3 separate regions of the Homo sapiens genome follow, and regions 1 and 3 are each linked to region 2. The links are chromatin contacts, found by Hi-C or POLR2A ChIA-PET in ENCODE. All regions are on one chromosome and are shown on one strand. The core of a region is the stretch at or near the end of the contact, and the rest is flanking DNA. Distances in the headings are between cores, read along the strand shown. Region 1 holds the start of TMEM87B (transmembrane protein 87B). Region 2 overlaps MERTK (MER proto-oncogene, tyrosine kinase). Region 3 has its middle 22 kb from the start of TMEM87B.

Region 1 (3,356 bases), core at 209-2,708, 110 kb before region 2:
TTGTGTTGTGGGAAGTATTTGTAGTCTTTGGAACTACTTTCTTTTTCTGGTTAAGGAAATCAAAATATAAGTCTCATCTTTAGAACCTGGACATTATTTCATGCATGTGGAAAATACCCATCCCAAACAGTGCTGGATGAGTCATCTGACCCCAGAGAAGCCGGAGATAATGCCTCTTCCAGACTTCCTGTCTCTCTTTTGCAAGACTTTCCATAATTCTGCCCCTGCATCTCTCCCACATCATCTCCTCTAATTACCAGACGCCAAGTTTTCTAATAGCCTGCCTTGGAAAGAAGAGTTTCCACCCACTCATGCCTCCAGATTCGCCTTTCAAGCACTCCCTAATCACAAGTCCCGCCCCACCTACACACACACTCTCTCTCCCGGAACTGTGACAGGAACTGTAGAGAAATTCAGGAACTCAAGAAGAGAGAAATAGAGGTAGGGTGACTACTGCACGTTTCCCCCTCATTTAAATTTTTTCTTTCTTTTTTTTTTTTAAGGAAGCGGCAGACCCGCTTTCTAAGTTTATGCAGAAACTGAAGCGCTGGCAAGTCCTCCCTGCGGCCTCAGGGGTGTGGCCCACTGTGGCTGCATCCGGACAGGAAGAGTCGAATCCCAAAGATGCTGCTAGATGTGCCGAGAGATTCCTGATCCAGCCAAAACATGTCAGAGCAGAATGAGGGCCACGGCGTCGGGCATGGTGACCCTCAGTAACAGTCCGAGCGCTCGGACCCGAGGGCCGTCCCATGCGCAATCCTGACGGCTCTTGCCTGCAGCCCAGGTCGGGCCGGAGGAGGGGCCGCTCCCCGCTCCCCGGCTGTAACAGACAAAAGGCTCAGGGAGGGTATCAGGGGACCCGGTGCTGACCCGGCAGAGGCAGGGTGAACAAGCCCGGGGTCAAGCGAAGCCGCACGACGGCCCTGACGGCCCGAGACGTGCCACGCCTGGGTCCCGACACTCCACTTACGTCGTTGACTGTCTCTAACCAGAGCCCGAGCTCAGGGACCGCGCGCACAGCCGCCGGGGTCCAGCACAGGAGGCAGAGGGCGACGCGCAGCAGCGGGGCCCGGGCGGGAAAGCAGCGGCGGCGGCGTGGCAGGAGCCCGGCTACCGAGCGGCAGGCGGCGACCATCTTGACCAGGAAGCTGCACCTGGCGCTCCGAGACGCCTGCCACACCCGCACCTGGTGCAGCACCGCCCCAGGCAGGCGGGTCCGAATCCGGGACGCGGGGCTCGGACTCGGGTGTGGAGGAGGGGCTCGCGCTTGGGCCTGGGCGGAGAGGCGCCGTGCAGTTCTGGGAAACCCGGCCAGGACCGGGAGGCAGGGCTTAGGGCTCTGAGCCGGGCCCGAGCGTGCAGCTGGGAGATGCCTGGAAGGCAGAGATAGGAGCCAGGATGTGGAGTTGGCGGCGAGACGTGGAGGCTGGGCTCAGGGCCTAGCGTGGGCGTGAAGATAGAAGAGGAGCCGGAACGTGCAAGGGAGGGCTGGCAGCCCGAGCGCGGAGGCGGGGCCGGGTAGGGAGGCGCCGCCGGAGTGTGGAGACGAGGCGGGGCTCGGGAGTGTGGGGGCGGGGTGGGAGGCGTGGCTCGGGGCCAAGCTGGGTGTGGGGACAGGGCAGGGTTGGAGGCGGGCTCGGGACTGTGGAGGCGGGGCGGGGCTCGGGACCAGGGCGGAGTGCGGAGGCAGGGTGCCCCAGGAAGGAAGAGCTTGGGGCCAGGCCGAGCGTGGAGGCGGGGCCGTGTGGAGGCGGGGCCGTGTGGAGGCGGGGCCGTGTGGAGGCGGGGCCGTGTGGAGGCGGGGCCGTGTGGAGGCGGGGCCGTGTGGAGGCGGGGCCGTGTGGAGGCGGGGCCGTGTGGAGGCGGGGCCGTGTGGAGGCGGGGCCGTGTGGAGGCGGGGCGGGGCTCGGGACCAGGCCGGAGTGCGGAGACAGAGTGCCCCAGGAAGGAAGAGCTTGGGGCCAGGCCGAGCGTGGAGGCGGGGCCGCGTGGAGGCGGGGCCGTGTGGTGGCGGGGCCGTGTGGAGGCGGGGCGGGGCTCGGGACCAGGCCGGAGTGCGGAGACAGAGTGCCCCAGGAAGGAAGAGCTTGGGGCCAGGCCGAGCGTGGAGGCGGGGCCGCGTGGAGGCGGGGCCGCGTGGAGGCGGGGCCGGGATTTGGAGGCAAGACCCGGCGGGGAGGCGGAGCCTGAGCGTAAAGGCGGGGCTGGTCAGGGAGATGGGGTCGGAGTGGGGAGGCGGAGTTGAGGACCAGGCAGTAGTGTGGAGACGGGGCTGGACGAGAAGGGCTTGGGGTTAGGCCGTAGTGGGGAGGCCAGGTTGGGCGAGGAAGCAGGGCTTGGAGCAAGCCCTAGTACGGAGACGGGACTGGGCGGGGAGGCGTGGCCTGAGTGAGGAGACGGGCCTGAGTGGGGAGGCGGGGCCTGAGTGGGGAGGCGGGGCCTGTCTGGGAGATGAGGCGCAGTGGGGAGGCGGGGCTCGCCGCCAGCGAGCGCGAGTGTCAAGGTCCTGGAGTCGAATGCCTAGTAAGTGCTACGGTTGGAGTGCAGTCTAGAGTTCTGTTCCCAGGGTGTCTCCATTTCTTGCGTCTTCTACACTTACCCCTGCCTCGACCCTCTCAGCTGTATGGAAACCGTTCTTTAAATTCAGGGAATGTGCCAGGAAAGTGCTTTGAGGCCAAGGCCAGTTGAACACAAGGCATTGTGTTGTGAAGGTTAACGTTAATAGGACAGTTAATACTTTTCAGAACAAGTAGTTACTTGACTGGCTTAAAGCTCAGAGGGGTCAGGGCTTGGATCCGTCTTATTGTGTACCTTCCCTTGCATTTTCGGCTGTAAGCTGAATACATGTTTTGCTGTCAAAGAGAATTAGTTCATTCATTATCAAATGTAAATAATATCCAGCAAGGGAATAGAATCCTGTGCTAATATTGTTATTAACGTAGAATAAGATCGATTTATAGTCCAAAGGCCTTGGCTGCTTTACCAGTCACCAGTAATTATTGAGGACCTACTATACACTAGAGATTGCATGTGCATCTTCCCAGTAAGCAACGTGATCAGTTCTGTTTAGGTCAGAATAACTGTAACAGGACCACAGGGGAACATCCACCAGAGATTTAGGAAGTAAGTGAGGGACAGAAGGAGAGAACAATACATGAAATTTAAGTTCTACAAGAAGAGTTAAGGGCGAGTTACCTGTGGGAGTGAGGGGTAAGTCTGAAATCGTTTTAGTTACGAGAGAACTGGAGGAATGGAAAGATCTTCCAGATGACTGGATGTTGGTGTGAGACGGAGAGTGGCAAAGCTGGGAATATTTAAACAGTACCAAAACATACAGGCATTCCTAAATTAAGTTA
Region 2 (3,728 bases), core at 1-2,500:
TTCCCCACCTTGGCCTGTGAATTCTCACACCTGTGATTCCCACCTGCCTTCCCGTCTACCTGGTCCCATAACTTTGCTGCCACACCTGTATTTTCATCTGTCTCCACTGCCTGCTAGTGGTGCACAGCAAGGGTCGCCAAACTTTTGATCCTGTCCGCTATTAGAGAATAAATCAATAAGCCCACAGCTCGGACTTACCTGGAACAGTTAGCACGGAGGGGGATTTTTCAGGCTGTTCGTTAACACGGCTACTGTTTTGAACCCAGAAAATGTTGACGGGCTCAGGCGGGCCCACAGCCTGACAGGTGAGGTTGAAGGCTGTGTTTCTGGTGACATTCATGCTCTCAGGCTGCTTAGTAAAGTGAGGAAGTCCTGCGGAGAAAACGTTACACAAAAGAATGTTTCAGATCTGAAAACAGAGACAGAGCCCAAAGGGGAATGGAAACTGGACTAGAACTTGGCAATAGATTTCTTTTTTTGTGGGGGGCGGGTGGGGATGGAGTCTTGCTCTGTCACCCAGGCTGGAGTGCAGTGGCCTGATGTCGGCTCACTGCAATCTCTACCTCCTGGGTTCAAGTGATTCTCCTGCCTCAGCCTCCTAAGTAGCTGGGATTACAGGCGCACACCACCAGGTCTGGCTAATTTTTGTATTTTTAGTAGAAATGGGGTTTCACCATGTTGGCCAGGCTGGCCTCGAACTCCTGACCTCAAGTGATCCTTGCCCCTTGGCCTCCCAAAGTGCTGGGATTACAGGCGTGCCACCGCGCCCAGCCTTGGCAAACAAGAGTTCTTTATCTACAGCCTCAGGCAGGTCTGTATTAATCAGTTTTCACCTCCTTAAGTTGGATAAGAAGGAGCACAGAGGCTAATTCCTGCCAGTCTACTTTAAGCCAGCTTTCTAGGATGCTTTGCCAAAGGGGCTATAAATAGTGACTCAGAACTGGTTTTACCAGAAGGCAGGCCACAGGCAGTTCTTACATCAGGTGTTGCTCAAACTCCTGGGACTGACTAGTTGGCAGGTTTTCAGTATTTCTTACCAAAATAAACGCAGAGTAAAACAAAGCTATGTAATAGATCTGTCCATGGTACGAAGACATTCTATTATGTGTGTGACTTTCAGATGGGTCATAAGGAATTTTAAAATCCACAGCCTTGTATAAGGCTGAGTGCTTTTCAAAGCAAATTCTCATGAAAACTGTATAAACACAGTTGCAGTTACAATCCTTAAATCTACCGTACTTTCCAAAATCAAGGTCCCAAGGAAGCTCAGAGAAAGCCAGTCAGTACTCATTTGGGGCAGGTGTTCAAAAATATAACGAGTCCAGCTAATTGTGTTCTTTTGGGGATTGGGAACTCACAGATCTGGTTCCAGCAGGAATGACGTGGCAGTTATGTGAAATGGAATTCTTTTATCCTGTTTCAAGGTTTTTTTGAAACTCTGTTTGGACTTAATATGTTCCTGCTCTGGGCATTTTTCTGGGATTCTGACAAATAAAATCTCCTGTAAATATTTTTTTCCCAAATTAGCTGCAAATGTAGGAAACCCCCTCTTTGGCTGATGTTGACGTAACCCTGAGAAAGAGCTGTCCAGCCTGGGATGGGCCTAGAGCAAAGGTCATGAAGAGACTCCTCTGAGGGAGTCTCTTCCCCCTCCCCTCTGTCTTCCCCACTCACTCCTCCTCCTTCCATCTGTGCTCCCTGAGGCTTCCCTCCACATTGGTGGGCATCAATTTCAGGTTCACAAAAGAATGGGTAGCATAGCAGACTTTCAGTGGGAGATGTTTCTGACTGAAAAGCTAATCACCTGCTCTAAAGCCTGTGACAAGGAAGGTCAGGATAAAGTAGAAAAGGGAGGTGACCTAATGGCTCTGCTAAGAGGGGCACCTCAGAGAGGAGGGGCACAAGGCCCCCAGAGGGAAGCCCCCAGGGGTAGTGAGGAGTGACCTCTGAGGGTGATAATAAAGATGCTTCCTCCTTGCAGCACTGCCATTGCAGAACCAGGCATGCAAACCCCCAAATCAGGGCACCAAACCAGGACCTGGGCTCACCTGGCCTGGTTCACCTGTGCATCAGCTCACATTGCCCATTAGAGTTCAAGTTCCCTGAGGGCAGAGATTGCCTTTTCCTAGCCTGATGTCTCACTCTTCATCCCCATGGACCTTCATATGATGTCATGGAATTTCTCTGAACCATGCACCTGACAGATACCAGTGCCCAAAAGAAGTCTCAGGCTGAGCTGTTGAGCCAGTCGAGGAAAACCACTCACCCTCCAGGGTTTCACTGTCTGCATAGGCAAGACAGGAAAAGATGCTGAATAATAAGCCAACAGCCACTTGACCAGGTGAGTGGTATCTGGTACCAGTACTGGAAACTGGATAGTAGAAAGCATTTTGCTTCTTAAAAAGAAGTCTTCAGCTTATTTTTATTGTCAATAATCTGTGGACAAGGAAGTCCAAAATCTCTTTTTATCTCACCTGTAATGCCTATAATAGAGCTCAAACTTCAGGAATTGAATTCATTTCATTATTACTTATAGACTACAAAGTGGAGTACCTTGTAAAATTTCAGTGCTGATAGATTTGCAAGGTTTGCATACAGAGTTATAAATAGGCAGGCAAAACTCTAGAGTATTATACACAAAACATTTAACACAGGCCCTAAAACAAACAGTTCTCTGGCAATGGGACTCTGGTCTGTGGACTTACCTTGTACTTCGATGTAGATGGGATCAGACACGATCTCTTCATTGTTTATTTTCATCTTACAGATATACGACCCATTGTCTGAACGCTGCACACTGGTTATGCTGCAAAGAAAAACACATGAAGATATTTACAGTGACTACCCTTTGAGTTCCTATTATAGGATGGAAACTTCTTCAACTTCTTTGTCATATGCTGTGATAGTTAATTTTATATGTCAGCTTGGCTAGGCCATTGTACGCAGTTGTTTGGTCAAACCCTAGCCTAGATGTTGCTGTGAAGGTACTTTTCACATGTCACTAGCATTTAAAGCAGCAGCCTTTGAGTAAAGCACATTACTCTTCATGATGGGGGCAGGCCCCATCCAAACAGTTGAAGGCCTTATAAGAAAAAGACAGAGGTCCCCAGGGAAAGAGGGGCTTCTGTTTCCAAACTGCCTGAGGACTCAAGACTGCAACATCAAGTCTTTCATGGGTCTCCACCCAACACCCTGTTGATTCCATATTTGTCAGCCCCCACTGTGTGTGAGCTAATTCCTTAAAACAGAGGAATTATTTTAAGGAATTCATAATTTAGGAATTAATAAATAATTTAGGAGTTAATTTAAGGAACTAAGGAAAATTCCTTAAAATAATTCCTCTTTCTCTCTCTTTCTAGATAAAGCTGTAGACACAGATCCTATAGGTTCGGTTTCTTGGAAAAACCCTGACTAATATATGTGCTATCACTTGTCTTGATTTTTTTTTTTTTTTTTTTTTTTGAGACAGATTCTGTCTCACTCTGTAGCCCAGGCTGGAGTACAATGGCATGATCTCAGCTCACTGCAACATCTGCCTCCTGGGTTCAAGTGATTGTCCTGCCTCAGCCTCCTGAGTAGCTGGGATTACAGGCATGCGCCACCATGCCCGATTAATTTTTGCATTTTTTAGTAGAGACAGGGATTTGCCATGTTGGCCAGGCTGGTCTCGAACTTCTGACCTTAGGGGATCCACCCACCTTGGCCTCCCAAAGTGCTAGGATTATGGG
Region 3 (3,554 bases), core at 620-3,119, 87 kb before region 2:
GCTGTGAGCTGAGAGAAGAAGAATTAGCAAACTTGAAGATAGATCGTTAGAGATAATCTAGTATGAAGTATGGATGAAAAAACTGGCGAATTACACATTTTTATGATGAGAAACTATGTTTGTTAAAACAAGCCATTACTACTTGTGGAGTTAAATCAGCAGCCTGCATCCCCTTGAACTGCTCAGACTGTGGTATAATGGGATTTTGATTTTTAAGCCCCAGCTGATGGCCCTTTAATTTTAAGTCATGTGGGGCCGGGCCTTGGAGCTTGCTTCCAGGAAAGGCATTCTGTCCCTTTTCTGGAGGTTTCTTGTAGAGTCTCTAAATAGCATCTACAGGTGTGGCTGCTCTGCTTCACTATGCTACGAATGGACTTCAACAAAATGTGGAAGTCAGAGTATTCTGAAGAATATTCTTTAAAAGAAAATGATGGCTGGGTGTGGTGGCTCATGCCTATAATCCCAGCACTTTGGGAGGCCGAGGTGGGCAGATCACGAGGTCAGGAGTTCGAGACCAGCCTGGCCAATATGGTGAAACCCCGTCTCTACTAAAAATACAAAAATCAGCTGGGCGTAGTGGTGTATGCCTGTAGTCCCAGCTACTTGGGAGGCTGAGGCAGAAGAATCGCTTGAACCTAGGAGGCAGAGGTTGCAGTGAGCCGAGATCGTGCCTCTACACTCCAGCCTGGGCAACAGAGCGAGACTCCATCTCAAAAAAAAAAAAAAAGAAGACTATAGTTAAAAGAAAATGATTCATCCAAAGCCACCTGTTCCCTCCTTTGGACTGTTATTCAAGACAGCAAGGACTAGACTGCCTTTCTACACTTGATCTTAGCCAAAAGGCCAAGAAGTGATAAGGCCTAGACTGCCTTTCTTTGCAAGATCCCAATGCCCAGAACAGGGCCTTCCTCTCAGTGAATATTTGCAAATGGATGAGTGGGTTATAGGTGACCTCATATGATTGTTGTTCGAAAACACTTTCTTCATTAGAATGTTTAAGTGTATAGTCTCAATAAATCTATTAATTAACAGTTATCATGTCCTTAAGGAATAGAAAGAGTTAATAGATATAATTCTCTGGTTTCTCTTTCATATATCTATCCATGGAATCCCATTTAAATAAGAGAGATTGTATGTAAAAATATTCTAAAATAGTGGTCCACAGGTTACAGTTTCTAGAAGTAATTATTACATTTATTTATTTTGAGACAGGGTCTCTGTTGCCCAGGCTGAAGTGCAGTGGCATGATTATGACTCACTGCTGCCTCGACCTCTGTGGCTCAAGTGATCCTCCCACCTCAGCCTCTGAAGTTGCTGAGACTGCAGGCATGTGGCACCATGCCCAGCTAATTTTTGTGTTTTTTGTAGAGATGGGATTGCACCATGTTGCCCAGACTGGTCTTGAACTCCTGGGCTCAAGCAATCCTCCCACCTCTGCCTTCCAAAGTGCTGATATTACAGGCATGAGCCACCATGCCCAGAATTATTGCATTTAAATAACAAAAAATTAAGTAATTATATATGCCTTTTAAAGTTAAATAGAATGGGAGTTTTGCTGCTATTCTCACTTAGAGCTTTAAAAGAAAGAAAATAAAATCTAAGGATAGGAACATTGTGCATCATTGAAACATTTATTAAAGAAAACAAAACTTCCCATTTTCTCATTTGTCACTCAGTTACTAAACATCTTTAGAGAAGTTAAGTTGCTGTTGTAGCTAGTTTATTATTGGGTCAGTTACTTTCCCACGGACTCAGCAGAAGTTCCAACTTGCTTTTGCCATTGACCAGGAAAAGTTACAAAAGTCTTGACTTTCATGAATCAGAACTGGTCTGGCTAGAATCAGCCTGCTCTGTAAAAGAAGAGACTGTGGTTTGGCCCATTTCCCAGGTGGGGAACCTCTGCTAGGTCTGGCAGACATGGAGGCAGAGAGGGAATATCCCCTTCCTGGGATAGCATTCTGACCCACCACATGTCCCCAAATGCTCCTGGTAAAGCAAGCCACCATTGCTTGTCATAACCCACATATTGGGGAGAGGCGCAATGAGGCTTGTATCATCAGTAGCTAAACCCCAGGATAGACAAGAGGAAGGTAGTTCCAGCTCCTGAGCCCAGTGGCTGTTTGAGGTGAGGACTGAGGGCCTCCTCCTTCACTCTGAACTTCCCCAACTGTGCGTTTCTGGCTAAGGCGAAATACTATCTCTTTCTCTTTTCAAATTATGAATGACTGTGTTTATTTTGGAGGGAGTTGATGAAACAATCAGGGAAAATGTTTCTTTTTCTTTTTTTTTTTGAGATGGAGTCTTGCTCTGTTGCCCCATCTAGAGTGCCATGGTGTGATTACAGCCCAGTGCAGCCTTGAGCTTTGAGGCTCAAGTGATCCTCCCACCTCAGCTTCCTGAGCAGCTGGGACCACAATTGCATGCCACCATCCCTGGCTAATTTCTTTTTTATTTTTTATAGAGACAGGGTCTCCCTATGTTGCCCAGGCTGGTCTTGAACTACTAGGTTCAAGCAATCCTCTCTCCTCGGCCATCAAAAGTGTTGGGATTACAGGCGTGAGCCACCACGCCTGGCTGAAAATATTTTGAATATGACAAATGTTGCTGGGTTTGCACTGCATAAGGAATGATGCCACAAATTGAGAACAGCCTCTTGTGAGTATAATATTCTTTCGAAGACCTTGCCTCCTCCCCTTCTTACACAGGGTGTTGCAGAAAAAGGCATTGGTATGTTTACTGAACACTTGAGAAAACTGGGGCTCAAGGAAAGTCAAGTGACCTGCCCACGATTGCCCAAGGACATCTGGCAGGGTGAGCTCCTATCCAGCCCACCTCTGACCATATGGCCTGGCTCACCATGAAGAGTGCTTTGGTGTCTTTTTTTTTTTGTTTTCCAAGAGTTGCCCTGACGCTTGATTCTCATTTCTACTCATTAAGAAAAGCAACAGAAAGGAAAAAAAAAACAACACAAAAGAAAGAAAATCCTCACAAGGGAGGGCAAGTCTCAACGTGCCAGTCACGAGTGCTTCTGGCATATGTCTGTTTCCTTGTCCTTTCGACCTCCTGATCCTGAGCCCCAGCACGGTTAAGACAATTAACCCGACTTGTTTCTTCCTGTTTCCTCTCTCCCTTTTTTTTGCCTACAAGAGCCACTTACAAAAGTAATTTGAGTTTCTATGAAAGAGAATTTGAAACGCTGTTTTCAGTTTATGCTCAGAAGACAGTATGAGAGTTTGCCAATGACTGGATCATCTGAAAGTTAGTTCTTTCCAAATTTTCAAATATTCAGATGTGGCTAAGAAGAACACCAACATTCTCAGTGCGGAGATTTAAATGTGAAGAACAATGGTAGCCCAGCTTCATTCTCATTCATCACACCACTTTTAACCAACACTTGGGTGCATCACGCTGTGTGCTGAAGTGAATTTCTCTGCTACGTTTCTTGATGTCTCAAGAAAAGCCAGAAGCCACAGCTGGCTCAGCTTTCTACACTCTCCTGCGGCAGAACTGGCCCGGGCTCCCCAGCCCTGCTCAGACCACACAGAAGATACTGG

Evidence for each region. Hi-C counts contacts between places; a loop is a spot of excess contacts on that map. ChIA-PET counts read pairs that join two places held with the same protein, here RNA polymerase II (POLR2A). Pooled maps may share reads with other maps.
Region 1: a loop to region 2 is called in a map of body of pancreas, with 5 times the contacts of the local background. The contact joins the promoter of TMEM87B here to the enhancer-like site in region 2. A Hi-C loop is called at or near these places in 8 of 168 maps with a recorded cell type or tissue (Caco-2, GM12878, PC-3 and 5 more) and 11 of 50 pooled maps. POLR2A ChIA-PET finds 5 or more read pairs at or near these places in 3 of 52 experiments (HepG2, MCF 10A and PC-3).
Region 3: a map of mammary epithelial cell shows a loop between it and region 2 (4-fold over the local background). The contact joins two enhancer-like sites. A Hi-C loop is called at or near these places in 6 of 168 maps with a recorded cell type or tissue (GM12878, PC-3, PC-9 and 3 more) and 9 of 50 pooled maps. POLR2A ChIA-PET finds 5 or more read pairs at or near these places in 6 of 52 experiments (A673, CD8-positive, alpha-beta memory T cell, Caco-2 and 3 more).

Annotation. Positions count from the first base shown.
Region 1 is chr2:112,053,371-112,056,726 of GRCh38, reverse strand. TMEM87B (transmembrane protein 87B) reads right to left here and starts at 1,458. Exons shown (of 19, transcript NM_032824.3): 1 at 971-1,458. The coding sequence starts at 1,135. RefSeq lists enhancers at 317-656, 687-756 and silencers at 1,487-2,216, 2,417-2,466.
Region 2 is chr2:111,944,038-111,947,765 of GRCh38, reverse strand. It overlaps MERTK (MER proto-oncogene, tyrosine kinase), which reads right to left. Exons shown (of 19, transcript NM_006343.3): 3 at 2,706-2,806; 4 at 199-372. Among named protein-coding and RNA genes, the nearest start is that of MERTK, 47 kb to the right of the region's middle. Within about 2 kb of position 1,250, at least 17 of the 41 ENCODE cell types and tissues checked have a DNase peak (open chromatin) inside an H3K27ac peak, as active enhancers do; they include PC-9, ascending aorta, body of pancreas and 1 more, where a contact is called at or near this core.
Region 3 is chr2:112,031,571-112,035,124 of GRCh38, reverse strand. No RefSeq gene overlaps it. Among named protein-coding and RNA genes, the nearest start is that of TMEM87B, 22 kb to the left of the region's middle. Within about 2 kb of position 1,869, at least 19 of the 41 ENCODE cell types and tissues checked have a DNase peak (open chromatin) inside an H3K27ac peak, as active enhancers do; they include PC-9, where a contact is called at or near this core.